2 separate regions of the Mus musculus genome follow, and region 2 is linked to region 1. Evidence: chromatin loops called from intact Hi-C (ENCODE). Cell type or tissue: left cerebral cortex. All regions are shown on one strand. Links, peaks and the distances in the headings refer to the core of each region. The heading gives the core; the rest is flanking DNA.

Region 1 (16,448 bases), core at 6,494-8,993:
GATGGCCTATATAATTCAGAGCCCCACCTGCCTCTGCATCATGAGCACCAGGACTAAAGGCTTACGCCGCCTCGCCACCACCACCACCACCATCACCACCACCATCACCATCACCACCACCATCACCACCACCATCACCACCACCATCACCACCGGATTCTGATTTTATACTGATAAGGAGCAGATATTGCAAAGGGGTCTAGAAGGGACGAGCCAAGAGATTTATGTATGTATGTATGTATGTATGTATGTGTGTATGTATGTATGTATGTATTTATTTAGGTTTTTTGAGACAGACTTTCTCTGTGTAGACTTGGCTATGCAGGAACTGGTTCTGTAAACCAGGCTGACCTGGAACTTACAATAGAGATCCACTTGCCTCTGCCTCCCAACTGCTGAGATTAAAGGCGTGCTTGATTACCACCTGACTGAACCTAGATTTCTTTTTTTTTAATGACCTTGCAGTTGCTAAAGGATGAACAAATGGCCTACAAAAGTCTGTAAAATATTAAGATTTGTCGGGGTGTGGTGGCGCATGCCTTTAATCCCAGCACTCTGGGAGGCAGAGGCAGGTGGATTTCTGAGTTTGAGGCCAGCCTGGTCTACAAAGTGAGTTCCAGGACAGCCAGGGCTACACAGAGAAACCCTGTCTCGAAAAACAAAAACACAAAACAAAATTAAGATTTCTTTGAACAGCACTGGCCATTTCCATACCCCAGTCTGGCTTTTAAGAGCAGATGAAAGTGGTGTTTATGGCACGTCTGAAGGTTATTTCAAGTTCGTGCTGAGTCCTTCCTGCTGGAGATGTAGATTTTGCTGAGAATCTAAGCTGATCTTGATTCTTGCTTCAACTTCCCGAGCTCGGATATTATGGGATTGTAGGCATGTACCACCAGGCCTTGCAGGAATCCATTTATATCTAGTTCCTCAGGACATTTTGCAGGGTGGGTAATACAGTTCTAAACCAGGTCCGAATTGCTGTGTTATGCTGGGATCATTCTGTTTTTGGTCGTTGGTGTCTTCTTGTTTCCTTCTATAACATCTGGTCAGTTACAAAAATGCTCTGCAGACGTGCTCACATAGTATCACTATGGAACCAAAGGTCACCTCACTCTTTCCAATGGCAGCTCAGCAACGGTGGCCTACACTTCCCTTGATTCACTTCAAGGGGATCTCCTCACACCTGCATTGTTTTGGTAGATGGTGATTGCAGGCGAGACAAGGTCCAAGGTCCAAGGTCCCTTTGAGCCGCAAGGTGAAGTCAGGTTCACTCCATGGCTCTGGTCAGATTCTTCAGGCAATTCTGTCTCCATCTCCGCTTCCTTAAAGTCCCAACACAATCTGCGTGCTTGCTTCTCCAGTGTTGTCTTGAGAAAGGTGGTCAAGACGAGCTCCTTCGGGGCCCTTGGGATATATGGGCTGACAATAAGCTATAAACTGGACCTTTAGGAACTATAGGGGCACCATGGAAGACCACAGAACTTCAGCATGTTATGTCTTTTGAAGAACATTAGATCTTGCTAATGTAGTGGATCCTCTGAGGACTAGGACTTTTTATTACACTGACACTTACCAGTACATGTTTGATGTTATAATATATACGTGCATGTATATGTAATATACATATATAACATTCATATGTATTCATAGCTGTATTTATATATATTGAACATATAAATTATACATTCATCTCTCCATATCTAGAATTTGTTCCACAACACTCTATAGTACCAAACTTTTATATAAAATGGCATATTTCTCTATACTTCCTTCCAAATGCTTTAAACTATCCCTAGTTTATACTACCTAATAATTGTAAATAGCATTGATTAGCAAATAATGACCAAAAACATTCTGTACATATGTAGTAGAACACATAACTTTTATAAAATACTTTTTATCTTTGGTCAGTTAGACCTGTGGGTTCTGAACCTGTATTTACAGAAGGCAGACTGTGAGTGTATATGTGTGTGTGTATAATTTATTTATTAATACATACATACATATATATATGCATACATATATACATATATATAAAGTGACATAACTATGGGTGATGTGTGTTTGTGCAAAATAAGTCCACATGTGTAAATGTGTAAATACTACCGTTTAGTGGTCAGTATTATAGTCTTTGGCCTCAGAAAACTTCTGTTCAAAATCTGGCAGTATTCCTTAGCAGCTAGGCAATGTTTCTTAGCCTGCTTTTCATTCCTAAAATGGAAACAATATGATAATCTGGCTCTCAGGGCCGTGGTGAGAACTGAGACGATGCCAGCAGGTACCTCTCTGGCCCCAGTGAGCCATAATGATGGCACTGGCTGCTTGGTTTGTTTGTTTTGTTTTGTTTTTAGCAAACCAGGCTTTTGAGTATGAACCAGCATCAGAAAACACACAGTGCTGTTCAGATTCTGGGTCCTAAGATTGTCTAAGAGGATGGAAAGTTCTTTTGGATCATAAATCCATTGTATAAGTAGACAGTAACCTACCCTTGTGATGTGTCTGCCAAGATGGGGGAGGGGGAGCATGATGGGGGAGGGGACAGGGAATGTTCCTGAGTCAGAGGAAGACACCTGCACCTGAGAGATGGACTTCATGTGTCAGTTTGTCCAGTGTCCCACAGAAAACTAGCCCTCAACACAATATGGCAGTGACCCTTGGCCTTCATATTTTGTTTTGACTCAATTCAGAATAATGCTGTCATTTAAAGTTTATTAATTTTTTTGGTGACAACTCAAAGTCTTTCGGGGAAAATAAAAATCGATCAAGTGAGGCTAGAAAACCCCTGAAGGAGCTTCTTTACGTGAGAGACATTGTCCATTTGGAGCCATCTTTGCCACTGTTGTTAGAGGAAAATGATTTTTCCGTGGGCACAAACAGCCCCACCCCCTACTAGGAACATAGTAGGGCTTACTTCTGTAGGTGGGCTCATTGAGGTGGGCCCCACACACCTGGTTTAAAAGATGCCAACTCAGCCCCAGTCACAGCCTTTGCTTCTGGCCCCACCCCCTGTGGCCTCCCCTCAGATTTCCTGGGAGTGGATGAGCAATCACAAAAACAGCAAGTTCTTTGCTTGAACACTGATGTTTGAGAACCACGACCTGGTGCATGTAGTTTGTCCCTGGTTCTTCACTAAGCTATTTCCATGGAGTGGGAGCAAGTCCTCTTATCTGTTATGGGGGGGACCTAGACTCCTGCAGTGTGTTTTGAAGCTAAGGAATGCCTGACCCCCTTAAGCCATTTCCTGAGTATACCTCTGTGGGTGTGGAATTGGCCTGGACTCTCCCCCATTGGTCCCTGGTAGTTTGGGAGGACCAACCACTGTCTCTGTTGAGGAAGGAAGTCCTCTAGAGCCAACAGACTCACAACTCCAACATAAAAGTGTGACCCCTGTAAGGTCCCTGTGCACCCTGCAGTTACTGCTGAGACAAGGCCACCTGCCTGCTAGTCAGAGTCCACATTTCCAGATGAGCTGTTTGAAAGGAGGACCTCAGCATCACCTCTAATATGGAGTCATCAGAGGCACTGAGCTGATGGGGTCACTCTGTGGTGAAGCCTGGGCTGGCCTGCACAGGGAGCCTGCTCCTGCTTTAGCTGAAGCCTGGGCTGGCCTGCACAGGGAGCCTGCTCCTGCTTCCCTGTCCGATTCCCCATCTTCAGCCATGGGTAACTTAGATATATGTGCACTGGAAGGTAAAGGGCCTTGAAAAAAGCCTTTTACTTATTTTAGGGTGGTTTTTGGCATTAGCAGACAAGGTGTTAGATGTCATTAAAATGTTTTTTGAACAAAGCACATTTTAGCAGATTCTCCCTTAGCATCCCCCACTTCCTGTCTCCATCCTCTTTGGAAACCATCTTTGTTTTTTTGTTTGTTTGTTTGTTTTGTTTTTTTAGTGGTCTTTTTAAAATTTCTTTCTCTTTAAAGAAAATTATTAACGTGATGGGATGTGGATTTGTCATTTAGAAAGAAGAGAACTGTGTTCCCACCCCTCCTTCAGGTGTGAACTGACATTTGAGTCAGAAGGTAGATTCATGAACCATTTAGGGGTGGTGACTGTTTCTGTAGCCCACACAGATTTCCTAAAGCCTGTGAGCCAGGCCATGTGATGACGGTGGGTTAGCTCTGGTAGCTGAAACAGGGTATGCTTACGTCAAACCAAAAAAACAACTGTGTGTGAACATGGGCCATGGCATCTGTGGAGGTCCGAGAACAACCTGAGGTCCCTTCTCACCAGACTGAGCCTCACCAGGGTCCATCTCTGGTTGCTACGGTACACGCTGTGTTAGCAGATCCAGGGGGCACTGAGGCTACAGGCATGCACAGTGTGGAAACCCAGTCTCGGGTCCTCATACATGTGGCAAGTACTCCAGCCACTGGGCCACCTCCCCACCCTGCAGTTCTTGGTGTGTAATGTTTCCTGTGACTGTCTCAGAGTTTGCTCTGCTCTTACCACACGCACGCACAGAGGCAAGGTGAGCGAGGAAGGAGCCTTGGGCGAACGGGCCCAGCCTCACTGGAGTTAAACCATGGCTGTGCCGTCTTCAGCATGCTGGAAACCCTAGATTTATGAGAATTAGACGTGATCTCCTACCACACAAAAAAAGAAGAATTGAATTATTATTTAGCCTGTGACTAAACACATGGTGGAAACACATGTTTTCATCTGCCTGTTTGAGTCACATGATACTGAGGATACATTATGACATAATTAAGTTTTATGGTAGCAGCAAGGTGTTGTCTGTTTGTATTGGTGGTTCAGATTGACTTTTATGGAGCTGGGATTAAAACGAAAACATTCTTACATTTCTATGCTTTTTAAAGAAACCAAATTTCTAAAATTTTCACTACACATTCCTATTCAAACCACCACAACTCAGTAACCTTGTAGAGTGAACTTTGACCTCTGAACCTCAAAGCTTGTTCTGGAGACCAGCGAAGACACTCACACCTCAAGGCCTCTGCCTGTCTGTCCCCTCGGCTAAGAAACGCTCTTCCACCGTGTCTCCATGGGCCACGATTCTAGGTCCGCTCACCACAGCTTATCAGAGTGGCTTCCCAGACCATTCCCAGGAACAATGCCTCTTCAGCTCTGTGCCTCCTCTTGCTGTATTTCACTTCACCTTGGTGTCTTGGTCAGCTTTTAATTGTCTGTTTGCCATGATCTAAGTCACCTAGGAAGAGAGAGCTTCAGGTGAAGACTTGCCTCAGTCAGGTCAGCCCGTGGCCGTGTCTGAAGGATGGTCCTGACTGATGATTGACAGGAGCAAGAGCCAGTCAGAAACCCGTAAGCGTATTGCTGCCGCCCTTAGGGCTCCTGCCTTACTTCCTGCTTGAGTTTGTTGACTTTTGGCTATAGAACGCTATTTGAAGCCTAAGCTGAAATAAACCGTCTTCCCAAGTTGCTTTTGGTCAGCATGTTTTACCACTGCCACAGGAAAGCAGATCACCGGACATAGCTAGTACTTGTTAGGTGTTCTTACATCTTCTCCAGAAGAATGTGGAGTGCAGAGGCGTTTGTCTCTTGTGTCAGCGGTGTCCTCAGATCCTCAGGTGCAAATGTCTGTCGGCTCTATTTGCCATCTGCAGAATACATCCCATGCTGAGTGCTGCAGGCTTCTCACACACATTTTGTTTTTCATTTAATTATCATCATAACCTGTGTACGTGGGATGGAAATTGCACCATTTTACAGATAAGGGAACTGAGGTTGGACAAGATTGGTGCCTCTTTTCCCAAGCTCTTCCCAAAATGCTGGAGCCACCCTAAGCTCTCAGCCAACTTACTTCTATATAGACGGATGTCCATATGTTAATATCTAAGAAGAATGGACAATGTAAGACTCACAAAGAATAGGGGGAAAAGAAGGATCAATAATAAGTAAGCATTTAGGCAAGAGGCAGGTTAGCATTGATCGGCCCAGTCATGAGTTCAGATCCAGTTCTCAGAGACTAGAGAGCAGCCTGCTGCACATTATTTCTTGAGCTATTCCCTCAGCACAGCTGGCCACAACTACAGCTTCCTAATCTGAGGTTTTGGGGTACTCAAGAAGGTGCAGGGGAATTTGGGTGAGATAGACGCCTCAATGGGAGGAGAGTAGAAGTCACATAAGGAAGTGTTTCTGAGAGGCTGAACATCTCTGATGAACCTCTCAAGTTTCTGTTTCTTGTTTTATTGAATTATGGTGCAGTTGTCCTTGTTACACGTCTGCATGACAGTCTCTTTGGGAGATGCAATATGTATGTGTGCATGCGTTTTGTTATATAAACTAGATCAATCATGTTATTCTGATTATCTATTCGACTTCTTGATTCTGAGTCAGGTAAGTCTTCCATCATTCGTGTATCTTTCGAGGCCTGGTATCTGGGATGGTTTCCTGGTGCTGCTGTTGGGAACAGTTTCTTGACTGCTATCCCTTGTTCTTGGATTTTGCTTCTGTTGACGTCAGGATGCTACATTTCTCTTTTATCCTCCTGTTCATTTGTTTACTTTCTTTCCCAATGGGAACTTCCAGCACAAGTTCTGTCCATTTTCTTTGCTGCCTCCAGGCTCCTACTAGAGCCTTTCATTTATTTACATGGTGCATGTGGGGGTCATCGAATATCTTGCAAGAGTCAAAGTTCCTGCCTTCCACCTTGTAGTTTCTGGGACTTGGCCTCAGGTTTCCAGGCTTGGTGGGAAGGCCCATCTCACTGGACAAACAAACTCTTTTGCTCATTGGGGCTTATTGTGACTGTGTGGAACCCTCCTCAGGCCCTCTAACACCCTTCTTCTCTGTCCTCAATCCAGATGTATTGCTTCTGGCTGTACATAGAGTTCTTTCTGCCCTGTGGTAGGGATGGGAGGGTAGGGTCCTGTGGAACAGACGTTCCTCAGGATCTCAGCTCCCTAATAGGGTTCTTCAGTCCCTTTCTAGCCTCTGTTGCACTTTCTGACTGGTCCCAGACCTCACCTGCTTCAGATGCCCGGGAGCTCTAGCAGTAATGTAGAGAGGGCATGGCACAGATTTGGGGTAGATCTTTCCAGAATCCATCTCTCAGCTCTTGCCATGTTGTACTTACAAAAATGATGCAGTCGTAAAAATAAGCCCTGCGGAATTATACAAAGTACAAGAAGCGTGAATCTGGCCAGTTATCAATGGTAGCTACCAGCAGTAAGTTGGTATGCCATTTAAATATTTCTGTACATTTGAGCCTATGTAAAGGTTAAAAAATGCAGACATGATTATACTATATATACAAATATTCACTTATTTCCTCCCATCTAATATACTAAAGATTTTCAAAGTATAAGCTGATATTAGCATCCCATATTTTTAAATGAGTTCTGTCAAGAAAATATCAAGAAATTTAATGGATGTTTATTGTGGCATTTTCTCTTTTATGAACAGTTATGCTCTGAAGGTCTCTGGGTATGAGGGTGTTTCTGTATGTCAGATTGCTAGACGTGGAGTCTGTGGGTCAGTGTGTGTATGCTTGTAAAAACTATTCTCCTGCCAGACTTACTTTCCAGGAGGCTGAGGGTCACTGTCCCATCTACAGAACCTGAATGCCCTCACCAACGTTAGATCATGACTTCCGCTTTGTCTTGTTTTAGATTTCTTTTTAATATGTCAGTGTGTCTGCTATGTGTGTGCAGGTACTTAGGGAGGCCAGAAGAGGGCACCAGAGCCCTTGGAGCTGTGAGCCAAACACAGAAAATGCTTTAATCTGCTGAGCCACCTCTTGCTCCTTATTTGCACTTTTGATAGTTAAGTTAAAAGTACCACACTCCTGTTGTTTTCATTTGAAAAATTTAAATAAAAGTGCAGTACAGTTTTCACGTTATATTTTCCAATTATAGTTCTCTTCTCGGAAATGCCCTGTTATTGTGTTTTCTCTCCTGCCCTGTTCCCCATCGAGTTTAACAAAGCAGTTTGCTCTCATCTGTTGTTTGCGTTTTAAAATGTTTCCCAGCATGTTATTTTCCTTTGTGGTTTGAGCAACTGATACTTTAAAATGACACATTGTTATTGCTGCTGTTAGCCTTGGTTTACAGGCTTCAGTGTCTCCCTGGAAAAGCCGAACTTTAGGATGATAGTTACACAAAGAATTAACTCACGTTTATTTTGTTCCCGCACTTTCCTGGTCCCTTCTTTCATATTGAAATCTTTCATTTGCTTGAACTTTTCTCACTACCTATCGAGGCTGGTCTGGAGGGCACTGTGTAGCTCACGTAGCTCCCAGGCCTCTGGCCCCTGTCTCTGAGCTCTGGGAATATAGCTGTGTACTGCTACATCCGGCTCCCCGATCTCAGGCTCGCAGTCTCCCTGCCTAAGTGCTGGGATCACAAGCATGTGCCACTACACCTAGCTCTCTTGAAATCTGTTCTCATGTATGGCTACCCATTTAATCCCCCATGGTGATTGGAGGCTTTTTAAAAATACTATCAGAAATGCTACTTTTATCAAGATTGTTTTGCTGAGTGATTTCAGATCTGTCCAAAGGGAGAATCAAAATAAGGATGTATAGACTCTGTGATACCTGCTCAGACTGTGTGCCCATGGCTGGAGCTGCAACTCTCCTTTCTTTTCTCTTCCTGCTAAGGGCAAAGGGGTATGACTTGATACAAAGAGTCAGGGGGCAGAGTTAGTTAGGTTGCAGCGACCCTTGGTTGCCAACTATGACTTAGGGTCCCATTCACTTCTTGGAATCTCATTTTGTTGATCTACAAAGCCAGTGGCTTGGTTTGAATGATCTTGGGAGGTAGTTCACGGAAACCCAGGCTTTTGTCTTAAATGAACTGTTCCAGTGTGTCTCATTAGGAGACTGTTGTACTGAGTGGAATGTGCTTCTCCTCTGTGTGCCCCGTTCTCTGCTGACCCAGTTCCCTGTTATTTATTTTCAGCTGTCTGAGAAGTATGGGCTGCCAGTGGAGAAAATCACAAAGCTTTATAAGAAGAGCAAAAAGGGGTAAGAAAGAAGCCAGGCTCGGCTAACCGCCATGTCTGCAAGGTGCAATTTTAAAATGGCTTTAGTTTTTGTGATGTCCTTGGCCCATGAGGCTAGTTAATGACCTTTAGTGATTGAGGCAGGGTGACCCATAGTGCCTCTCCAGGATGTTACCTGAGGTGCTCCCATTTGGTGACAGCGAGTGTTATAAGTGGGCTGAAGTGGTCTGGACTTGGTGGGGACACTGGGGAAAAGAAGGTCAAAGAACCACATGGAACTTTTTACATTGGTTTCTGGGTGACATAGTAGGGACAAAATTTAATTGGGGTCAAAGAAAATTATTCCAAGGTAATCATTAATGAAATCTCAAATGGTTCTCAGACCTGCTTGCCCACATTGTTAAGAGCAATCAGCCCTTCCTGGTTGGGTGGCCAGGTGGCTCTGGGTTCCCTGCTCAGAGCTTCATCTCTTTTCTCTCATTAATATATCAGTTTACTGATTAGAAAATGAGGCCAGGGCTTGCTTGAACATCCTGCCCCAGGTGTCACATTCAGTAAACAACACAAATTCAAGGGAGGGGTATAGAAGGAGTGTGGGTGGCCTGTGGCCTTGAGACCTACAGATTCGCTCACATCTGCCCCTCCCCCTCAAATGTATTTTTTTTTTTTTATGAATGTGAGTACACTGTCACTCTCTTCAGACACACCAGAAGAGGGTGTTGGATCCCATTACAGATGGTTGACAGCCACCATGTGGTTGCTGGGAATTGAACTCAGGTCCTCTGGAAAAGCAGTCCGTGCTCTTAACCGCTGAGCCATCTCTCCAGCCCACTCAAGGTCTTTCTAAGGCTTTCTCTGCCAGAGTGGATGCCTTTAAACTCTTCTCTGGACCTTTTCCATAAACTATGACCTGGGGTTCTCAGGCTTTCTGAATCTCGATCCTTTGGCTGACCGAGCATCAAACTTGAGCTCTTGTTGGAAATGCAATGAAGGTGGGCTGCAGCTTTTCCAAAGTCAATGCAGTCTGCTGGGGACTCTATTTTGAATGAAGCCTCAAATCTCACAGGCTAGAGAGCCTCAGTGTGGATAAACACCCTGCTGATAACACTGACTTCCTTTTGTTTGTTTGTTTGTTTTTGTTTTTTGTTTTTTGAGACAGGGTTTCTCTGTGTAGCCCTGTCTGTCCTGGAACTCACTCTGTAGACCAGGCTGGCCTCGAACTCAGAAATCCGCCTGCCTCTGCCTCTCAAGTGTTGGGATTAAAGGCGTGCCACTACTGCCCGGCAACACTGACTTTCAGCCTTGAGTCTAAAGTCCTATATATACAAGGCTTTTATCCCAACAACAACCCACTAAGCATGGGTGGTTCTTATTTCTGTAAAAGAATAAACTGAAGCTATGACATTTCACCTGCTGATACCACTATAAAGTGGTTCAGTGAGTTGTTCCCAAACGAAAATCTCCAACTAAAGAGAACGAGACAGACTCAGGCATGTGTTGCTCTTCCACAGGACCCTGGTTCAAGCCTCAGTACTCATATGGTCCCAGATGATTAAGTGTCCTCTTCAGAACTCTGACAGCAGCATACACACATATGATACACATACATATGTTCAGGCAGAACACTCATATATAAAACAAAAATAAAATTAAATACAAAATATTACAGACTCTGGAAGTTGGTTTTCTTGAAACCAAACTGCAATGGAGTAGGCAGCTGAGGAGAGGTGGAGTAGCTTAGGGGTGTGGAGTAGGCAGCTGAGGAGAGGTGGAGTAGCTTAGGGGTGTGGAGTAGGCAGCCGAGGAGAGGTAGAGTAGCTTAGGGGTGTGGAGTAGGCAGCCTAGGAGAGATGGGTAGCTCAGGCAAAGCCAGCTTCAGACCCAGCTCAGCTGTTCACTGCCTGGGTGAACCGGGGAGCCCTTTGCTGAGTTGTTTCTTATTTGAAAAGTGCTAATAATAAAAACTTACCTTTAAAATTGCTAAGCAATTTTTTGTGTACTATCTTTTACTGTACACATGTGTTCAGCCAAGGGCAGCTGAAGTTCATAGAGATCTAAGTGTGTTTGGTTCGCTGCTAACTTCTTTGAGCCTCCATTGACTAATCTGTAAAACCGTAGGGTTGGGCCAAATGATTTAGCAGCCTGTGTAACAGGAACCCCTGAGGGTAGTTCAGGGAAACTGAGCTCTGCTTTCTTTAACCTGTTTTGAGGGGGAAGAAGCTAGAAGGTTAAGGGACACACCTCCTGAAGGCTGGCCTTGCACGGAGCTCTCTGTTCACTGACTTTGTTTCTTACCCCACCCCATCTCATCCCAACTACGGCAGCATCCTGGTCAACATGGATGACAACATCATTGAGCACTATTCAAATGAGGACACCTTCATCCTCAACATGGAGAGCATGGTGGAAGGCTTCAAGATCACGCTGATGGAGATCTGAGCCCTGGGTGTCCCCTCGATAGGAGCTTTTGGTATACTCCTTCCTGGGAGAGATGGGATCTCTGCCGCCCCAGGACCTGGAGACCCACCCATCTCACTCACCTCTCAAGACTGTTACAAGACTGCTGGGAAGGGGGCAGGGCCCAAGGCCCAGTAATGGACTTCCTTCAACTCTTCCACTTGCTCCCTATGGAGCTGAAGCCTGAGCCCCTCAGCAAATTTCTTTGAGCCTGGTAGGCCCTTATTTATTGCCCATTTCCCTCCAAGAGCCCTCCAGGACTCTGCAAGTTACTGATAGCTCCATGTGAGACTTCCAGAGTTCCCCCTTCAAGGGAGATAGCAAGTCCACTCATCTCGAACCTGGGGAACTGGTGTGTTTTTTTTTTCCTTACCTCTCCACATTTCTTGAGTGGTTGGGCCAGATGAGCTGCTTCTTGGTACAGTCTTCATGGATGGGGTAAGAAGGACACCAGTTTGCTGGCCCCAAACCTTCGGATTGCTCTGAGGAAGGTCATTTTGCTAAATACCTCCAGGAGACTCTCAGCAAATAGCCACTGGGCCTTGTACAGGAAGATATCGTGCTACCATGTCAGTAATAAGGAACCCGAGTATGCCTGATGACCATGTACATAACTTATACAAAATATTGCAATAATATATTTTACCTATGGTTGGTGGGCATGTTTACTGCCATTGGCCTGGAGGAGACATACCTGGAGAATCAGAATGTTCTACTCTATCCAGAGGTGGTTAGGAGAGTGGTCTTTGGGATGTCATATGATGGTGGTGAATGCCAGGATGGACTCTCCATTGGGCCATGCCTGAGGACTTGTTTCCCCAGAGCCCTCTTTCCTCAAGCATGACTCTCCCTGGAGGCCATTGTGGGTTTTTTGGTGATATATTGTCTCAGCACGCCCTTTGAGCTGTCTGGGAAGGGCCGTACTGTTGGTGCCTTCTCTAGCTTTGGTGTGGGGCATCTCTTGAGCCTTGTGCAAAGTCTCTGCAGAGGTTTGCCTCGGGGCCCTGTCACTGAGACCTGCTGCAGAGCTGCTTGGCCGACGTGGGGATCCTGGACACTGTAGTGCCTCATAGTTTACAAGCACGTCCTTCATCTCAAGTGGCCCCTTTAAAAACCCACCTGCAGCTTTGTGAACTGAGCCAGCGGCCTTGCTTCTGATGGGAAGAAGTGAGGATGTCCACCCTGGCTGTGGGAAGCGTGGAAGCCCTTGCACTTCTGAAACCAACTCTGGGAGGTGTGCTGGAGAGCTAAGGCTGTCAAGAGAAAATGGCTTACCTGAACAGTCACGCAAGCATGCCCCATGGGCCTCTGTTCTCTTTGAGAGAACAGGTCAATAGTTCTGTTTTAAGGATTGGTATGTGCCCCTGTGGGCCGAGCACTAGTTTGGATAGCCAGGCACATCCCATCCGAAAGCCTGGATAATGGAACAGCTTCTATGGAAAGGTCTAAGTTTGTCTGCGAAGCACTTTGATGTTTTACCTGGAGGCTCTGCTCTCCGGCCCCTGTCTTCTTGCTCTACCTGTCCCGAGGCCCAGAATAGCTGAGGCTGACTCCAGCCAAGCTCTTGCTCTTCAAAGCTGCAGAGAAATTGAGTGGGTTGGAGAGTAGGTGCCGTAGCCAAGAGGATCCCAAAGGCTAGCAGGGGCACCTTTCTGAGAGCCCACTGGACTCCTTATCCCTCTTTGTGTTGCCAAAGGTTTGCATCCTGAGCTATGCTCTATTCCAGCCCCGCACTCCAAATGCCGCTCCTTGAAACTAGCAGTCTAGGGACACTCCAGGGTACGAGTGGGCCTCTGGTCTAAGATGGACAAACTCTGCTGGAAAGATATGCTCTATGCGCTCCCTGTGCTATAGCACTTGGGGCTAGCTGCAAACGTGATTGGCAGACCTTAGAGGTGGGCTCAGGATTCCAGAGTAGGGAGACAGATCTGTAGCAACCTGACAGGCTACCAGCTCTGGAAAATTGCTGGTCTGCTCTAGGGCAGAAGACAAACCAGAGCCAGCGTTCCCTTTGTCCTGAGTCCCTACAATCCATGAGATAGCCATTGCCAGAACAAGGGATAGGAAGCCACAAAGCATCAGGACAGTGTCAGGTCCAGGATGTCTGCTGGTGGACTTCCATGTCGCTGTGCTGTCTGAGCTCTGCTGTGCCTCGTTTCCTAAACAAAAACACTCCAGACACATAGAAAATGCTTGCCTTGCCCTGAACTAATCTCACCCAAACAAAGAATTTTTTTTTTTTTTTTGGTAATCTATAAAAGATGAGGGACACATGAAGCAAACATTTCATTCTATGTCCCCAATTGTCAAAACTTCCTCAGTGTTTAGAAATTGAACCCAATAGAAAAATACTGAGTGAGCTGTCATCTTGAGGTTGGTTCCTAAAAGACTAAGGCACATCCCAATGTAGAAACCTGGGAAGTTTGAAATGAATTAAAACATTTTTCCCCTCATATTTTAATAGTCATAAAAATGCAACAGGAAATAAGGGTTTGTGCCAAATTCTAAGAATGGCCCTTTCTGAAGGACAAGCAGGGGAGACTCGTGTGTACAATCTGTTCCCACATTAAAAAAAAAAGAGTAAATGTAACTTAATAGTTTTGTAAATGGGAGAGGGGGAATCTATAAACTATAAATATGTTATTTTATTTTTTGTACATTTTTAAGAAGAAAAAATAAATATTCACAACATGAGTCAAACAGCTCTCTAGTACTTTCTGTGTGATGACAGTCGGTGTTCTTTGCCTTCGAGGAAGAGTCTCTGTAGATGGGGTCTGGGTCTTGACCCTTCAGGCCCTGCTTACAATGGAATACAGACTTGCTCTTCCAGCAGCCCCTCCCCCCCACCCTGATCTTACACCAGACCTATATGGAAAGAGGGCCACAGGTCAGCAAGAAGCCTCCTCCAGTGTGGCTCTGGCAGGCTCCAGCACAGTTGCTCTTGATTGGTCCCTCAGGTGAGTTCTGTGGACTGTTTGACTCTGCTTCATTAGATCTGTACCCACCTCTGCAGAGATCTAAAGCCACATGGCTCACCCCTCAATTCCATCTCCACACTTTGACCCTCAAACTCATACCTCAGAGTACAAGGCTGTCCTGGTGCTCCCGTGGAAACCACCTACACTGCCCTAGCTGTGGTCTTCAATGGTCTCCTAAGAGCATCTATTCCAACAGCTAGCTTGCTTTACAGCACCCCTCCCCGCCTCCAGGCACAGCACTAGAATCTCGAATCAGAAAAGCCTGCCCTGGCTGACTTCAAGCCCAGTGGGATCCCCGCTCTCTGCTCACATCTAGGGTAAGGAAGATCAGGCCTTGGGTGGGGCATTTGGGGGATGTGTGGGGTCACCACTTGGCTTCCTTTGCTTGTAGATGTTAGTGTGAACTATGCTTCTTGGATGTTAGTGTGAACTATGCTTCTTGAACTGGGGGAGTTCGTTGGTGCCACAATCCATCTGTTCCCAAAGGTCCTCTAAATGAGTGCATGGTCAGCACTGGGAAATCAGGAATTAGAGGAAAGAATGGGTGGGGGTCTCTGATGAGCCAGAAGCAGACGAGAAGATGTGAAAAGACACTGCAGGTGAACCCTGTGCTCACTGGGCATCAAATATCCATCACATCAAATATCCAATGATTTGCCATTGGTAAGAGCTAAAGTATTTACAGTGGTGTTCAAGGTGGGATAGAAGTTTGCAACTGATCGAGTCAAACATTCCCCTCTGGTAGTTGCTGACAGTGCCTCTCCAACTTACACACACCTCCAAGCCTACAACATGTACACTGACCATTGGACACTCAGCATGAGCCTACTCACGTGATGAGACACTGCTACTGAAGTTCAGCTGGATGATGGCCGAATGGCCATTTGCCTGCCTTCCTGGCGATGATGTGTACTGCTGAGAATTCTTATTAGCATATATTCACTAAGATATTTTCATACATGTATAGTTTGGTCTCCTCCATCCCTGATTACCCTGTCTTGACCCCCTTCCTTCTGATCCCCTTCATTCTCCCTAACCAGTCTACTTCATTCATATGTCTCCCATGTGCATGGAGAGAGAGGGAGAGGGAGAGAGACTGACTGACTCAGTGGAGTTTAGAGTCACTCATGTGAACATGGGAGAATTATTTAGAGGCACATATCCACCTCAATCCCACTGTTACACCAAGTTCCAGCATCAAAGGAAATCTCTCCCCTTCTCCAGCAACTGTTCATGCAAATAGCTCTTCAGGGAGGGGCAGAGCTGTAAGGCTCTCTCCTATCCTCAACCCTCACTCCCTTCCGTCCATGACAGAATGTCTATGGGCCTACTCTTGTGCACAATGGTGAACATTTAACTACGGGTTGGGGTTGGCAGGTCCAGCTGCATTGCACTTTGAAGAGTTTTCTCCCAGAGAAATTCTGAGAGAAATATCAGCTATTCCCTGGAAAACTCATGCAGTTGGTGAATGGCCAGCCTGGTGCACCCATGGCCTGGGTGCTTCGAGCTGCCCGGTAGTTAGCTCCTGACTGTCACTCTGTTTGCATCTTAGAGATGTCTCGGACCATGTATCACGTTTAACACCTAGTAGGAAAGATTCCCAGACAACAGGCACATTGAAATGTGGCGAACTGTCTGGGTTGTAGGTATACAGGCTCCTTAGGGACTCCAGCCAGCTCTTCATCCCCATCATGGATGACTTGATGTGTTTCCGACATTACTTGTACAGAGACTACCTGTGTGCAGTAGGAAAAGCCGCCTCCACATCTCTACCTCAAAGGTCGAGTTGGCCTATGAGGGGCCCCCTATTGTAGCTCCTAATCTAGGGAGCAAGATACAGACGTACATCCTTTCTTACAGCAGTCGCCTTTAGGGCTGCAGTCATGGCCAGTGTTAGCTGCAGAGTGTGAACAGCTTTATGTGGCTGCAGGGAACAGGCTTTCTGTCTTGTTATCTCTTTCACTAAATCTCAGAGGGTGGGAAGGAAGAGGATTATATTGTTTTTGTTTGTTTTGCTTTGTTTTGTTTAAGACAGGGTTTCTTTGTGTAGTCTTGGCTGTTCTGGAACTAGCTCTGTAGATCAGGCTGG
Region 2 (16,448 bases), core at 9,291-11,790, 550 kb after region 1:
GGTATTCTAACATTTTTCTCAGTCTGATCTATAAAATGTTGTAATTTTTCTCTAAAGTTTTCTCCTTTGAGAAGATGTTGGAAAGCCAAAATGATTATTAAGCTAAAATTGGGAACTATTAATGTGATAATAGTCATAATCTGTAATAAGATCTCTCTTTCACTTCTATTTCTATCTTGGAACCATTTAAAAGAGAACTTGACAAACTCTAACATCTCTGTGTTCAATTGTGTTTTCTTTTTTTTTTTTTTTAATTAATTTTTTTTTTTTTAGAAACAATGGTAACTAAATTGCTGGGCACAACTAGAATCCTAATCTTGTAAACTATATTAAATCTAAATCCTCCTGTGGAGAATCCTGGCAGATTCACCATCTAAACCGGGAGACACTAGTAGCTACATCTTGTCCTCTCCCTGTCTCCATCAAAAAAACAAAACAAAAGCAAACAAACAAACAAACAAACAAAACCCTATCCCTCTCCTGCTTCCCACCTACTCATCCAGTGATTGGTTCCTTTATTCATTAGGGGAAGGTTCACAAGAAGTCACCTGAGTACACCACTCAATACTCATCCAGACAACCCATCCTGGGAAAGTGGAATTAACATCACAATACAACCAGTACCAGAGTCATCCACAACATTTCCCCCTTTCTGTCCACTTAAAAGACTCTTTTATCTCAGATATAAATTGAGCACAACTATTACCATTTTGTAATTTATAAAGTATAAGATACACTAACACTCAGTCCGTCATTTTTGTAAAGTAAATAGAACACTGTCATCTATCGTAACTTAAAAGACTTATAAATCCATAAGTTAAGTCCTAGTTTAGCTTGTATACTATCTGAAAACTATCTTCTCAAATACATTTTTTTTCAATGTTAAATAGCCTCGGTTGGCTATGAGACTATAAGTAGACTTTCAACCCCATCAGAAATCCAAGAGTGACAAATTCTATCTGAAAATATAGGAAGCCTAACACCGCTTCCAGAACTGAGACAAACTGCAGAGACAACTGCCTACCTATACAGCTCCAGTATGTCAGGAAATTGGAGAATCAGTCTTCAGCCTTCTGGCCCAGGATATTCTGATAGACCTTGAAAAACAGGAATTGTTAAGGACTAGCTTATTCTGTCTCGGCAGAACTAAGCTGTCCTAACCTGCAACTTGTGTCCTCTCAAGTTCAGTATAGGCCTGCAGGAGGGATAGTCAATGTCTGCCCAGTGGCTACCCAGCCACACCTGGAGGTATAGATGCTCAGCTGCTTCTTCGAATTTACAAATGGGGAACATTAGGAGCAGATTTGTCTCAACAGCAAGTGAATAAATAACATTAAATGTCACATGCTGTGCATTTTTGAAAACCATCTATCTATGCAAAGTAATGTGGACTGTTGTCCATTAACTACCCCCAGCTATTTTTAATTAAAATATCTGAAAACACCCTAACAATAAACTCAGAGCCATGAATTTGCTATTTGGCCCTTAACTCACAGGCTTAAACATCTCAGATTAGTTTATTATAACAGTTATAGAAGGACTGGGTCCAAGCCTTACAGTTTTAGAATTTTTGTATCAATAGAAGAAATTTATATCTATGAAAACTTGATTCTGCATCAAAATTAATCCTGTACCAAAATAAGAAATCATGACTCAACTTAGTAACTATTGTAAAGATTTCTACCAAATGAGATCATGGCTACATAATAAATTCTAGCTAATAATAAATTCTCCCTGTTTCAATTATGACCATTTCTATGTTCCCCAGAAAGGCAACCTTAGAATAACAACTTCCAGCCCCAAAGCCCAGGGAACTGGAATGATAACTCTTCATAACTTCTTCAAGCTGAATATGGGCGTTGAGATATCTTTGAAGGGGAGGAAGGGTAGAAAAAAATGAGGGAGTTGGTTGGCCTTAAGAAGGCCACCCCAATGATTGTTACAGTCTCTGATGTCTGTGTCCTGACTGGATCCGGCTGAAAGTCCAAGACATCAGGAGATCAAGCAGGTCAGTTCAGCATGTCTGATGATGAGACTCACCAAGGCTGTATAGTCTGTAATATACAAATCTCAAAACAAAATTTTAGTATCATCAAGATATCCTTTTTGTTTGATTCTCTGGAATCTAGTCCTGGGGGGGAGGGGGTCCCTCTATCAAATTTGATCCATATTACTCTGGAAGGTGTATAGACACCAATCACCTTCTCTAAAAATGCAAAGACAAAACCTTTCTCCCAAATCAGCTTATGCTTGAGCCAGTAACCAGAAAAACCTTTATTTTGACATCTCTCCCAGAAGGATAATATAACCACAAAACTCAAAATCACACCCATCTTGAAAATTAATCTAAAACAAATGAAGCAAACTAAAATACTATTATGTGCCTATTCTTAGGCTTTTTCTATTTTGTCATGCAAGATAATAACCCAACGTTCCCATGGAGCCCACGTTAGAGAATATGAGTTAGGTATCTTGAAGACCTTTCTATGCCATCTTTAAAATAATTGATTCACACTTCTGTCTATACTTGATTATAAGCAGGCAGCTATTCAAACCAGGATTTAAATTCAAAATTCCCGTAGAGCCCATTTTAGACAGAATATGAGTATCCTATAACACTTGTTAGAGCAATTTATCTTTATACCATCTTTAAAGCAATTAATTCAAACTTTCATTAATATCTGCCTATAGGAAGCAGGTAGTTTTTACTTGTTAAGCTCTCCACCTAGAGCAGCCATCTTGTTATAACATCTATTGCTTGGGCTCTCTACCTGGAGCCACAGACATTTATTTTATTAATACCTGTTATAATACCTATCTGTTGAACTCTCTACCTGTAGTCACAGACTTTTAATAATTAATATCTGTTCATAGCAGGCAGTTATCACTGCTCTCTCTACTTGGAGTCAGTGACTAATTTTCCCTATCCTAGCTCTGAACCACAGGTGAAATTCCCCACATGATTTAAACAAAATCTGTATATAAATCTATCCTAAAAGCAAATAATCCCAATGTTATAAATTCACAGTTAAATCAATATCTGCCCCAAGATAAAGGCAGCTTCCATTCTCCAGCTCTCTGACTCAGAGCAGCCATCTTGTCTCTTTCCACAGCAGGGGACCTCAGAGCCCTCTTTTTTTTTTTTTTTTTTGTTTGTTTCAAGGCTCCCTCGCTTAAGTACACATGACTCATCATCCCAGCACCACCTTTCTCTCACTTAGAAAATAAAACTCTAACTCTCAGGCTAATAATCTTAAATTTCTAGTGGATTCTTGCCTAACACGTTGGTTTACCACATGTTGTGGGAAGCAATAAAAAGGAACCTTGCCATGCTATGGCCAGTCAAGCACTGGTGGGCAAGTCTCTCTGACTCAGAGCTCCAAAATCTCTCCACCCAGATAAGTTCCCACTGGCAGGTCACTACCACACCAGCCCCGTGCTTCAAAACTCCTACATCCTTTTGGGGGACACATCAGGCAAACCCATGCTTTGCTGCCATACCTTTCTCTCTCTCTGGAACACCGCCGAGCCACCACATGAAGGAAAACAACACAAAGTTAGTTCAGAAACAATGGTAACTCAATCACTGACTACAACAACGAGAATTCTAATCTTGTAAGCTTTATTAAATGTAAATCCTCCTGTGGCAAATCCTGGCAGATTCACTATCTAAACTGGGAGACACTAGTAGCCAGATCTTGTCCTTTCCCTGTCTCTGTCAAAAAACCCTTCTCCTGCTTCCTCTCTTCCTCTGACCAACCCCGGAAGTCCCTGTGTTTCCATTTTCTTGACATAGAAAATATATTTCTTTTTTTTTTATTCTCTAAAATTTTTCTTAAGGACTTCACCCTCTTATCTTTAAACCAAATAGTTTTTCTTTCTTTCTTTCTTTCTTTTTTAATTCAGTTTCCCTTCTCTTTTATAGTTTTCTAAACTCAATACCTTACCTGCTCAGATGTCTGTGGCTTTTCAATCCTATTGCAGCTCAGGGTAAGTGCTCCTCTGTCCTTCTGCACATTTCCAGGCTCCTCGGACTAGCATGTATCTGTAGTGGCCAGCTCCACCCTCTCAGCTCAGTTCAGAAGGTTGTCCCATTGGCTTTGCCTCCTGCCAGTTCTAGACAGGCCACTCCCACCTGCTGTGCTTCTGTGAGGGTTCAGGCCTTCACCCAAGGGCACCCATGGGTATTCTTGGTGCCCACTTGCCCTGCCACATTTGGCTGGGCTGCCACCTGTCATCAAGCATCAGGATGGGGGCTCAGTGGGCCTGGACTGGGGTGCTGAATTTCCCATAAGCCTCAGCATGAGTCATACCTTCCACCCAGCAGAGCACTGGCTCCCCAGAGCAGCATGCAACATGAGAAGTGTTTCCTGTGGGGCTGTGCCTTGAGGCTCTGGTTCCTCACTCTACTGCCTCATACAGGCCTCTGCTCTCCCTAGAAGATGGCCATGGTGCACCTTGGAGGGATAAGAGGCCTGTATTTCCATACTCAGCCTCTTCATGTTTTTTTGCCTCCACTGTTCACTGGCTTCTGTGGCCAACCACACCAAACGGAGCAGCCTGCCCACCATCACAGAGCAGTATGCTAAACCATCCTTCCCAATGGCTTCTCAGGCTCTAAACCTGGATAACATGCCCCACATTGGGTGTCATCTATTAAAGTGTTTGTTTTTCCTCCTGGTTCCAAGCTCCCATAATAACCACTCAGACTCAAAATATATTTACAGATATCTAGGCCATATAGCTAGGCTCTTCTCTGATAACCCACTTATATTAGCCTATATTCTGCCATGTGGCTGGTCACCTCTGCTCAGGTATCATTCATCTGTCCTCCTCACATCTTCCCCAGCAACTCTTCCCACACCTGGCTCTTTCCCAGAATCCTCTCTGCCTACCAGTTGTCCCACCTTCTAGTCTACCCTTTTCTATAGGCCGTAGGTTTTCTTAATTGACAGGTGATTCGTCCATAAAATACACAAGCTGTTCTCTGTACACACATTCTCACTTCCTACTGCATCAGAGTCTGTGTGCATGACTTTCAGAATCCATATCCAACGACCTCTTCCCTAAACCACTCTCTCACCTTACCTTAAAATACACACTGGAGAATTTTAAATGTGGTTCCTTCCACAACCTAAATTCCATCCTTATCACTCCAGAAATTAATTTTGGTATCAGATTACCAGTTCTCTGTCTCCCTTTGTATCATGGTTAAAGTATAACCAAACACAAGAAAGAGCTGTTTATCCTGACAGGAAAAAACCCTTTAAGGACTGCATTGTTCACTCTGTCTCCCGCCACTGAACAGTTTGTTATAATTTCCTGTTTCCCTCTAATTGCTTTCTCCCCTGGCTGCTCAGAACCAGAGTTTTAAAGTTGAATTCTTCTCTCTGAGACTAATAGAAACTACAACTATTCACAACTAAAGAAATACTACATAATGCTTCTTTCCCCTTCCCTCCCTTTCCCCCACCCCGTTACTCTCTTCCAGCACAAATAACTGTTTTGACCAATCAGGTGAGTCCATCAACTCATTCCAGCCAGCTTTTCAGACCTGCTTCTTTCTCTTTATGTATTAGCACAAATTGAATAGCAATCAAAATATGAGTTCACATTTGTCACCCAATGACATTTGAAAGTTGGTCCCCAATCATTATGTAAAGACCTGGCCAGTACCACGGCCTTTTCTAGTCCTTGAGTTATGGACTCTCCCAAGAACTTTATGAAGCAAACAGCTATGTTTTAGAGTGGTTTCAACTTATCTCCTTTTTTCCTGTTTCAACATGTTCCTACAATGGCAAAAACTGATACAGGTGGTTACATGTTGAGACAACTGCACACAGCTGTACAAATTAGAGACCTCTCTGGTAAGGAGAGAGGACTGCCTGCCGTTCCTGCCATAGACTTTCCCCCTTGCTTTCATGAACACTCTGTTAGGGAGGGGTGATTTCTTAACCTTCTGTGTGCTCCAACTGGCCTAGATCAGAGCAGGGATGTAGGTCCAGTGAGAGACAGGAAATGGCCCTTAAGCCTGTTACCCCCTTAGTCTTAGGATTTTGTTGCTATTATGACCAAAGCAAGTCTTATAAAGAAAAGCATTACTTAGGGCTGGCTTACCGTTTCAGAGGTTTAGTCAGTTATTCTGATGGTAGGAAGCATGGCAGCATGCAAGCAGACACGGTCCTTGGGAAGGAGGTTTAAGAGTTCTACATCCAGATCAATGGGCAGCTGAAGGAGACTGTATCACTGGATATAGCTTGAGCATAGGAGACCTCAAAGCCTGCCTCCATGGTGGCACACTTCCTCCAACAAGGCCACACCCACTCCAACAAAGCCACACCTCCTAATAGTGCCACTCCCTATAGCCCAAGCCTTCAAACACATGAGTCTATGGGGCCATAGCTACTCAAACCACTACACATGCTAAGGATTTAGAGATGCATGGCTGGAGGGGCGAGATAATGACCTCAGTCTGTATTGCTTTTGAAATAGGAGGTTGTTTTAATTGAGGTGCATTTATTATAAATGATAGATGCCCTGAGTAAGAATGGCTTAGGTTATCTTGGTCCTTATGTCTCAGAACAGAAGCACAGAGGTGGGAGGTTGCAAGGAAGTGTTGGGAAATGGTTGTGTGCTTTGTGTATTCAGATGCTGATTACTGTGCCCAAAGATCTGGGTAGAGTCTAGACTTTGGCTTTGTTAAGCATCTCCTGTCTCAATATTGCCCAAAATTCATTTTCTATCACCTCTGATTGGTTAGATTAGTTAATAAAGACCTGATCAGCCAATATCTGGGCAGGAGGAAACGGGAGGCAGGACTTTCTAGCCAGTCAAGGGGTCCTGAGGGAGGGGGGGAACAGAGAGAAAGAGAGACTATGGCTGTGTATAAAATTTCTTATACATATGCACAGAGAGTGAGGGGGGAGGGAAAAAGAGAGAGGAAAAACATGGTTTTGTATAAAACATATACATGTAGATAGATAGATAGATAGATAGATAGATAGATAGATAAGGAAAACCCATGGCTATGTATAAAATGTAGCAGAAGATGGCCTAGTCGGCCATCATTGGGAAGAGAGGCCCCTTGGTCTTGCAAACTTTATATGCCCCAGTACAGGGGAACACCAGGGCCAAGAAGTGGGAGTGGGTGGGTAGGGGAGCGGGGGGCAAGGGGAGGGTATGGGGGACTTTCGGGATAGCATTTGAAATGTAAATGAAGAAAATACCTAATAAAAAATTGGAAAAAATGTCATATGCATGTGCATACAATGGCAGAGAGAGAGAGAGAGAGAGAGAGAGAGAGAGAGAGAGAGAGAGAGATCCATTACAGATGTTTGTGTTACAAGCAATTGAAACAACCCACACAGTCTTACTCCTTCATCTTGCTCTGCCAGGTACTAAATTGGTCTGGAGAGAAGAATGCCCCTCCCTCAATGTGTTACCCTCTGTGCTTTGTGCCCCCATGTGGGCAAAGGGTTATGAGAAACACTCTTGAGTGCTACCTTCACCCTCTTCTTTGTCTGGGAGGGTTTGCACAATGGCCTCCATGATACATTCAGGATATCCATTCCATCCATCACCGGGCAAACCTGTCAGGCTTGTCTCCTCCCTCCCTCCAGATACATACTGCAGGCAAACCACCGCAGCTACTTTTCCCAATGACAGGCTGCACCAAAATCCTAATATGTGTGGGGTGAGATCTCCTGGTGCTAAGGCCTCTCCTTGGAGCAGCAATACACATGCTACTGAAGCCCCTTGCTGAGAGTAGTGGGAATTACGCATTATTGGGGTTTATGACTTATGCATTAGCCTTAAAAGGAACCGGTCATGATTACAGCAACAGAAGACATTAAGCCTGCACAGATAATTAATGTGAGACAAGCTTCACTTGCTCTGAATGCCATAGGCAGAATATTGCTTAAGAAAACATAAGGAAATACTCCCCAGGTGGCAAAAATTCTGTGCAATTTAAAATTTTTTTCAACCCTACTTTTGACAATGTTTTTTTCAATGTTTTAACCTCCTTTCTTGCCTACCACCCACCAGAGGTAGTGGAAAAGAAAGGTTAGTAGGCTATGAGAGAAGTGGACCTGTTTAGAAATACTTCTTTGGAGCAAATCTCATCTGCTTGTCAGGAAATCAACAGTTCAGTTCACAGATCAATAACAGCAGCTCCATCCACTCGCAAACACTTCATGGATATACCAGCAGGACAGTTCAGTAGTATCAGGACAGCACGACCTAGCAGGAACAGCCAGGCCTCTGCCGACAGCACAAGTCAGCAGGAGAGAGTAGGAACACCAGGGATGCCAGGAGAAACTCTCGGTGGTGCCTCTCTCAAGGAATCAGCGAAGACGTAAGACCAAGAAGCAGTGCACAGCTAGCTGTACAAGCAAGCCTCGCTCACAGTCTGTTGAGTCTATTTATACTCCCTCCAAACATTACATGTCCTCTACAGGTTTTGTCTCATCATGTGGGTCTGTCTTAGCAAAACTCCACATGATTCTATCTCAGCTGACGTCACTCTGCCAATTGGCCCAGTCCGTGAGAGCAACAGAAGCCACCAGCACACCACCAGAAGTTTTTTGGTGCATTTCTCTCTATGGGGTGACAACAAACTATGCAATGTAAGGCAGAACAATACACGCGTTCTTTCACATGCTTGCTTTAGCAGACCAGCCTTTCTCCTGTGTCTGCTTCAGCTAAATGTTCCTTTACATGTCTGCTTTAGCAAAACATCCTTTCATTTCAGGAAACACTCCTTCACATGTTTGCCCCAGCAAAGGACCATCCAGCACAACTGACTTTCCAAAGAACCCTTACATTTCCACTCCATTGCTGTGTTAGAAATACATGCTAAAAATGTGCATAGCCAGTCTGCAAAAATGGAAAAAAATGCATGAAGAATAAATAAATAAATAAATAAATAAATGCATGAAGAAATTGTTACCAGGAAGGTAGTGTACACCTGTAATATCAAGAAGTGGGATGCTGAGGTAAGAAGATTGCCACAAGTTCAAGACCAGCCTAGGCTATGAGACCCAATTTCCAAAAAGAGAAAGAGAAAGAAAGGAAAGAAAGAGGGAAGGAGGAAAGGAGGGAGAAAGAGAGGGAGAGGGAAAGGAGGTAGGGAGGGGGAGGAGAGAGAGAGAGAATGCTGGGGTAGGGGAAATGGCTCAGTGACTAAAAACGTTTGCTGTGAGGTGTAAGGACCTAAGTTCAAATTCCCAGAATCCACACAAAAGCCTCGAGCACTGTGCACCAGCATCTGTATTCCCAGTGCTTCAGTGGGAGGTGAGAGACAGAAGGCCAGCTAGCCTGGGGTACATAGGTGTGAGACTCAAGAAAGTAGAAAACAAGGACCAACAGCTGGGGTCCTCAGCCCTCCACAGGTACCCTGTGGGGTGAGGTGCCCACATTCACACATGAATGTGCATGTATACACACAAACAGAGACAGAGAGGAAAAAACAGAGAGACAGACAGAAAGAAAAGAAAAACAGAAAGGCGACATGTCATGTGCCCACAGATCGACTTAGCCCTAGCTAACCTATTGACAGTGTTTTCTAGACTAACAGGGATGTTCTAGCATGGAGTTGGAATTTCAATAATTTTGAGAAATAGCTTTGTTTACCTAGCACTGTGCCCTGAGTACTATTTTAAGTACCTTTAAGTACTTGTACCACACAAGAAACCCATACTGTTATTCTGCCCAGTGACAGGTCTTTAACTCAAGGCAGAAATAAGACAAGTAATGTGCCAAAGTCACACAGCCAGTAGGTGCAGAGCCAGAGCCGGAGCCAGAGCTTGGCTCTGCAGCCCTGCTCTTCCTTCCTCCCTCACAATGCGGGAGCACCCCACATTTTGTGGTATTTTCTGTGAGTGGAAAGTGAATGAATGACCTGAGTCAAAACAGAGTTATGTCTCAAAAGATCAAGCCGTATTTAATAATACCCCTCAGCTCCCGAGAAAGCTGCCTCCCACACCCAAACTACAAATCAGTACCCACCACCCATTGGCTTGACTTCACATTGGGATGAATGACCCTCGAGTTTACAGAGCCAAAGGGACTCAACAGCCCACCCCGCTGACAGCAGTTAGAACAGCCCCCTCTCGGTGGGATTCTCCAGAAGTACAGCCGGCTAGGGGCCGTCTTCATTCCTCATCTGCTCCCCTTCCGCCCAGCTGACTGTCCCAGTGACTCTGTGACTGCGCCAGGCCTCCTGACACCTCGCCGGGTTTCTTGGCTTCTTGACAGTTGTCCTGTAACCGCTTATGAAAATAGACTCGTTCTCTTTCAGTCTGAACCAAAAATCAGGCTTTCCCCCTCTGCCACTGTCTACTTGACTTTGGTCTCTGAGCTTCCAGCTGGTCAGGGATGTAATACCCCAGGGGCTTCTTCTGGAATTCTGTTCTGGAGGAGAGAGGCTAAGCCCACAGATCTTTGTGTCCAGGTGTCTTGTGAGAGCGGCTTCCTGAGTCCCTGCAGCGAAGGAGCCACCCTCCAAGCTGAGACACCGGTGGCTCAAGAGCGCCACCGTGTGGAAGCCAGGAACACAGCTCTAAGCAACACAATCCCATAGGTGCTGGTAGCAGGTCTTCCCACGTGAGCCCCAGGAAGTCCCAGGAAGCAGGTTGGAAAAACAGGTAACCATATCTCCCCTTTTTCCCCCGCTTTTCTCCCTCCCTCTTTTCGCCTCCAGGCCCTAGGGAAGGCAAGAGAACGCAGCAACCTCTGGTACCTAGCTTTCCTCCCTCCCCTTGCTGGTACATGGGGCTGGCAGCTCTGAGCGTAACTCATAGCTGGAAAGATGGTGAAACTAATCCTCCCTTTAGGAGAACTAGATAGAATTGACTCAGTAAATTCTCCATTAGCCACATAACAGTAAATTCCCACTGAGTGCAACAGCTCTGCTGGCCAGCAACTAGCAAGGGTGTTCTCACCTCTGCAAGCTTCCCCTGGCTTCTCCCCTGAAGCCTGGCAAGTCTCTGCACACTCATCTCTCACCAGCCCCTTCCAGGCGGGCAACCCTTGGAGGTGGCTACTCAGCAGTGTAGCGCCATCTTGCCTGGGGCTCTCTAAGGAAATTTTGTGGTCTTTGATGTCAATCTGCCCAGAATTCGGGCCTTATCACTTTAAGGTGCAATAGCTCCTGAAACTAACTTGAAAAAGAAGACAGTATTTTGTGCCCTTCACTTATTGTGTGTCGACCCTCCTAGGAAATTAGATCCTGATTTTTGTCTCCAGCGAGTGACCAGGTGTTTGTGAAGAGGAGGGGGAGGAGGAGGAGGAGGAGGAGGAGGAGGGGGGGGGGGGGATTTCCTGCTAGAGTTGTTAGCAAATTAAATGATGCTTGTGGATATCAGGTGAGTAATAATGATGACTGTCTGTTATTCTGACTGTCTGTTATTCTGACAGCACGCTTCACCATGCAACTCATTCTGTGCCTTGCTGTTCACCAGATAACTGTTACTGAGTGTCAGCAACTTGTCACCCAGGACAACACAAGGGTGTTTGTTGCTGCTGCTGTAGTTCTTTTGGTGCTAGACAAGCATTCAACCACTCAGGACAATACAAGTATAAAGACCATAGGTCCTGACCCTAAACTGGACCAGTCCCCAAATCACTGCAACATGTGGCAAAATAATTATAGGTGTAAGGAGTAATAAGCACAGAGAGTCACCATTAAAGAAGGCAGGGGCCACATAAAATCCAAAAAATCTTATTCTACTGTGACCCACTGGCTATTCTGAGTCCTCAAAGATGAGATGATGAATTTTAGTATGCACATAAAATATGCTTGGAATAGAGATTTTATGAGTCTGTTCTTTCAGAGATGGGAAGGCTAATTCTATCTGTATCTCAGATAACTATGCAAAGAACACTGTGAGCCTTCTGAGATTTTAGGATTCAACCAGGTATGATGGTTGGTTAGTGTTATCAACTTGATAGAATCTAGACTCACCTGGGAGGTGGGCCTCTGGTCATGCCTTCGATGGCTTATCTTGATTACATATATAATCAAGATAAGATATATCTTGACTGAGGTGGAAGGATCTGCCTCCATGGGTGACACCATTGCCTAGGCAGGGGATCCTGGATTGTGTAAGTGTGGAGAGAGCATTGAGGTTAGCATGCATGTGTGAATTGCTTTCTTCTGACTGCAGTTGTAACTAACAAGCTGCTTCAAGCTCTTGCTGCTCTGAGTCCCCTGCCATGATGGCTGTAACCTGGACTTTGAGCCAGAACAAACCCTTTCTCCCTTATGGTGCCCTTGTCAGGGATATCACAGCAGTGGAAAAGAAACCAACACAACAAGAAAGATAAGCCAACAGATGGTAAGAATGAGGCTGTCCCTCCTCCCTCCTTCCCTATCTCTTCCCTTCCTCCCTTCCTCCCTCCCTCTCTCATCCCTCCCTCCCTATCTCTTTCTTCCCTCCCTCCCTCTCTCCTCCCTCCCTCCCTTTCTCATCCCTCTCTCCCTCTCTCATCCTTCCCTCCCTCTCTTCTTCCTCCCTTCCTCCTTCCTCTGTCCTTCCCTTTGGTTGTTGATGGTTGTGGTAGTCATCCTTGGTTGGTTGCTTTTTGTTTGTTTGGCTTGGTTTACATTTTTAAAACAATGGTCTTATTCCGTAGCCCAGTCTGATCTTGAATTCACAGTTCTCCTACCCCAGCCTCCTGAGTGCCGGGGATATAGGCACACAGCATTCCACCTGGCTTTTGGTTTGGGTTAGTGTTTTTTTTTTTTGTTTTGTTTTGTTTTGTTTTGTTTTGTTTTGTTTTGTTTGTGTGACTACATAGCCCAGGCCAGTCATTAACTCTCCTGCTGAGACTCTGGACATGCCATACCATGTTTTACTTGTACCTAATACTTTGAAATGAAATGACTTTTTACTTAAATCTTTTCCAAGAAGATTCATCCCCCAGATATGATTAGCAAACAAGTATCAGTTACCCTCACAGGTGAGGCATCCACATACACTACACCTGCTGCAGCCCCATCCCAGCAGACAAACCCACTCTATGACCGATGCTTGATGCTCGGCAAACTGTGGAGCAGCCCCAGGAGAGACGGGCTAGACTCTAAGGTAACACCCACCAGTGGAGTGCTGTGAGTGTGCACAGCTGTGGAGCAGCCCCTGGAGACACAGCTGAGGCTCTAAGGTGACACCTACCAGTGGGGTGCTGTGAGTGTGCACAGGTCAAATGGCACAGGTCAAAGGATCTTTTGGAGTACCACTAGCAGTAGGACAGAAATATGGATACCCTCAGTAATTAGATGAAGAGATTTTGCCATGCCAACTTGGCTGGAATCTTGTTGCAAATATGTGCTAGCATTATGGCCCTGGATAAGGAACTTGACTTCTCTGTGTCTCAGATCTCTTAACAATAATATTGTCACACTGATCAGTGAGCCAACGAAGTGATTTCAATAACATGAGTGCAGAAATCACCCCAGGAATGCCTAAGTTTTCATAAATGTTGATTTTAGTGAAAAATAAAATTCAAGATACATGAAGCATACATGCTTATTCACAGAACTATCATTCTTGATGAGGGACCATTGAGAGCCTGGCTAATGCCTCCACCAGTACTCAGACAACTTGAGTACAAGCAGCTGGAGACTCCTTCAATTACTATTTGTTCCTATGATGTTCAAACTCACAATTTGGGGAAGTGAACAGAAACATAGGGTGTGGTTGTGAGAGCCCATCCATCAGAACACAGAAACAGCAGGTGCACCACACGTGCTTTGGTGAGACCAAGTCTCATGAGAGGCCTTGGGGATAGAACAGCTGCTTCTCTGTCACAGTGTACTAGCTCTTCACTGCCACCTCAGGGCTGCCATTTTAACAAGTCACCTCACCATCGTCCCCACAGTATTTCTCCATGCCCCATTCTCGATTCAGCTTTAGCTGTCTAGTCCTAAACTAGTGAATATCTCCTCGTCTATTTCTTTCTCCTCTTCTCTTCTATCCAAAGCAAGGCATTGCTCTGCAAAGTTCACCTCATGCAGCCTTCCTCCCCAAAGACTCTTCACAAGGAGCCTATGACAGGAGGTAGGACGGAGGCTCTCCTCCATCTTTATCGTCACCTCCTAACCATGAGCATCCTATTCTTTTATAGCAACCTTGCTCTTCTGAGATGAAGACCTCAGTTGCTCTCTCTTTACCTGGTCCTCCTTCAGTAACTTTCTTCCACTGAAGAGCCCCTTGGCTTTCAGAATCCAACTAAAGTACAAACCCTGGACCCTCTTGATCTTGACGTTCTTGGACTTCTCTCATCATGCCTCAGGCTTGTTATACTCCGGATCTGTTCCACGCCCTAAATTAGTAATGGTAGGATCCTACTGTGGTCAGTCTGCCCCTCTCAGAGAGCTTAGTCAACTGTGCATTGCCTCAGTCCTCAGATCTAGTCCTCTCACTGGTGTACATCCAACTGCATTCTTCTCTTTCCTCTATGCATCAAACTGAGTTTGCATATCTAGCGTGTTACAAAAAGCAGCATCCTATCAAGACCCTGAATCTGCTCATCCTCTGCATTGTACTGCATAGAAAGAGCCAAACAAATCCTTAACCCTGTTATAATGAAACAATCCTGTGTTGCATTAAATAACAATAAATCCTGGCAGCAGGTTCACTACCCACTTCAATAGTGCATGTTCCTGAAAGAAAGGCACACACACACACAAGCACACACACAGCCTTTATATTTTAATATGCCTTAGGCAGCACAATAGTTGGACCACTGCCTAATCTCCACTACTAATAATTTTGACTTACTACTTACTAAGCTCTACACTCTATCTTGGCTGCTCTGGACCCAGAGGGTGGCCCAACGGGGTGGAGCTCTGCTCCATGCTCTCCCAGCTCCTGCACATGGTGGCCACGCCTCTCTGTCCTGCACTCTTCTCAGGCATGACATCTCTCTCCTCCACACTCTCCCAGCATGGCATTTCTCCCTTCCTACCTCCTCTTTCTTCCCAGTCCCAAATCCTGGGATCCTAAAGTCCCACCCCTGTCTGCCCTGCCCAGCTATTATTTGTTGACATCTTTATTTACCAATCAGAACCAAATCAGGGCAAGTTCCCAGAAGCTACGTGCAGGCTCTCTTGTATAGCTTTTGGGGGAACATGATTAACGCTCATAATACAAAGAACCCCAATCCTGTGTTCCTGTATTTGTGCCCAGCAGCCAAATACTAATAGATGAAGACAAAGCAGGCCCGTTTGTCCTCCCTCCTCCCCAAGTGTGTGCCCCTCACACCTTCCCCCTTTCTGTCTGTACCCCAATTCACTAAGGATACCACCTTATTATCAGTTTTATAGACAAACCGATTCAACAGAGGAAATGCTCAGTGTATCCCTTTGCAGTGATAGCAGCATAGACTTCCTCCCAAATGGACATCCCTAGAAGGAGACAGGAAGAAAGGAGCAAACAATGAAGTTATCTATTCTCAGGCTTCTCAGCTACTGCCTCCTCAAGCCCTAGGTAAGGCCACCCTCTTCTCTCATTACCACTGTCTGATACAAACACTCCTTCAATCAACTTCTTTAGCTGGCAAGAGTAGCAATCTCTGCTCTGCACTGCCATAGCCCCAGGCACTGGAATCTTCCTGTGGAATCCTGCCTACAACTCTAAATTGTCCTTTAATTAAGAGCAATTAATTAACTCCTTGATTTATTCTAATTTGAGTTTCCTGAAGGGCCCAACTAAAATACTTCTGAGTGTATAAATATCTTGATATTAAAAACTGATACTAAAAAAAAAAAAAAACAACCAAACAAAAAACCCTACAGTCAGTTTAATTGCTAATCAAAACACTTAATCCATATTCTGCAAAATTTAACTTGATCTGTGTCCTGCCAAAAGTAGCCATTTCTCATGTTGATAGCGAAAGAAGGCTGAGAACAGAGTTTTGTGGAGAGCCGGTATGTGCTGCAAGCAATCGCATGTGTGCCGCCAGTAATCTCTGAGGAGAGCCGTGTGTGCCGCGAGCAATCACCATTATAAGATGGCGCGGGCCTCCGCTGTGCCTAACTAGTAAACAAGCCTTGTACGCAGGTGCGAGAGTGAATTCACTCCTAGTCACTCCCATTCTCGGGGTGTAATAGTGGGGTGATGGGCAAGCAACGAATCGGGAGCTGTCACGCCATATCAGGTGCTGAAACGTCACGCTGCGGGTTATAAAAGCAGCGCCATTTTCCCGGTTCGGAATCTTCCTGAGAAACAAGCACTAAAGCTTTTGCCGCGGAAGATTCTGGTTTGTTGCGTCTTTCTTGCCGGTCGAGCGGGACGCAATAGAGTTTGGCTTTTTGGATTCTCTCCTCTTTGTTATCCGCAGATAAAAGCAATCATCTTCTTTCAGGTTCAGTTAGAGAGCCAGAGGGTGAAGGGCAGCCCCAGTGGACCAGGAGCCAGAGAGTGCTCAGACAGGGAGGACACATG

The links. Hi-C counts contacts between places; a loop is a spot of excess contacts. Peaks named below come from ENCODE experiments on the same cell type or tissue, not always from the same donor. Only the 100,000 strongest peaks of a DNase experiment are listed, where the experiment ranks them.
Region 2: it touches region 1 in a loop (3-fold over the local background); 27 of 42 quality-filtered maps call a loop at or near these places.

Annotation. Positions count from the first base shown.
Region 1 is chr15:37,349,489-37,365,936 of GRCm38, forward strand. Grhl2 (grainyhead like transcription factor 2) reads left to right here. Exons shown (of 16, transcript NM_026496.4): 15 at 8,882-8,946; 16 at 11,249-14,081. The coding sequence ends at 11,363. Among named protein-coding and RNA genes, the nearest start is that of 4930447A16Rik, 68 kb to the right of the region's middle. In left cerebral cortex, for the core only: a CTCF peak has its summit at 7,662 (motif pointing right); no DNase peak of the experiment used is centred there.
Region 2 is chr15:37,895,686-37,912,133 of GRCm38, forward strand. Gm35019 (a long non-coding RNA gene) reads right to left here and starts at 12,291. Exons shown (of 7, transcript XR_383951.4): 1 at 11,966-12,291; 2 at 3,948-4,231; 3 at 3,502-3,513; 4 at 1,025-2,069. In left cerebral cortex, for the core only: a CTCF peak has its summit at 10,552 (motif pointing left); DNase peaks (open chromatin) are centred at 9,824, 10,514 and 10,955; H3K4me3 peaks cover 916 bases; H3K27ac peaks cover 798 bases.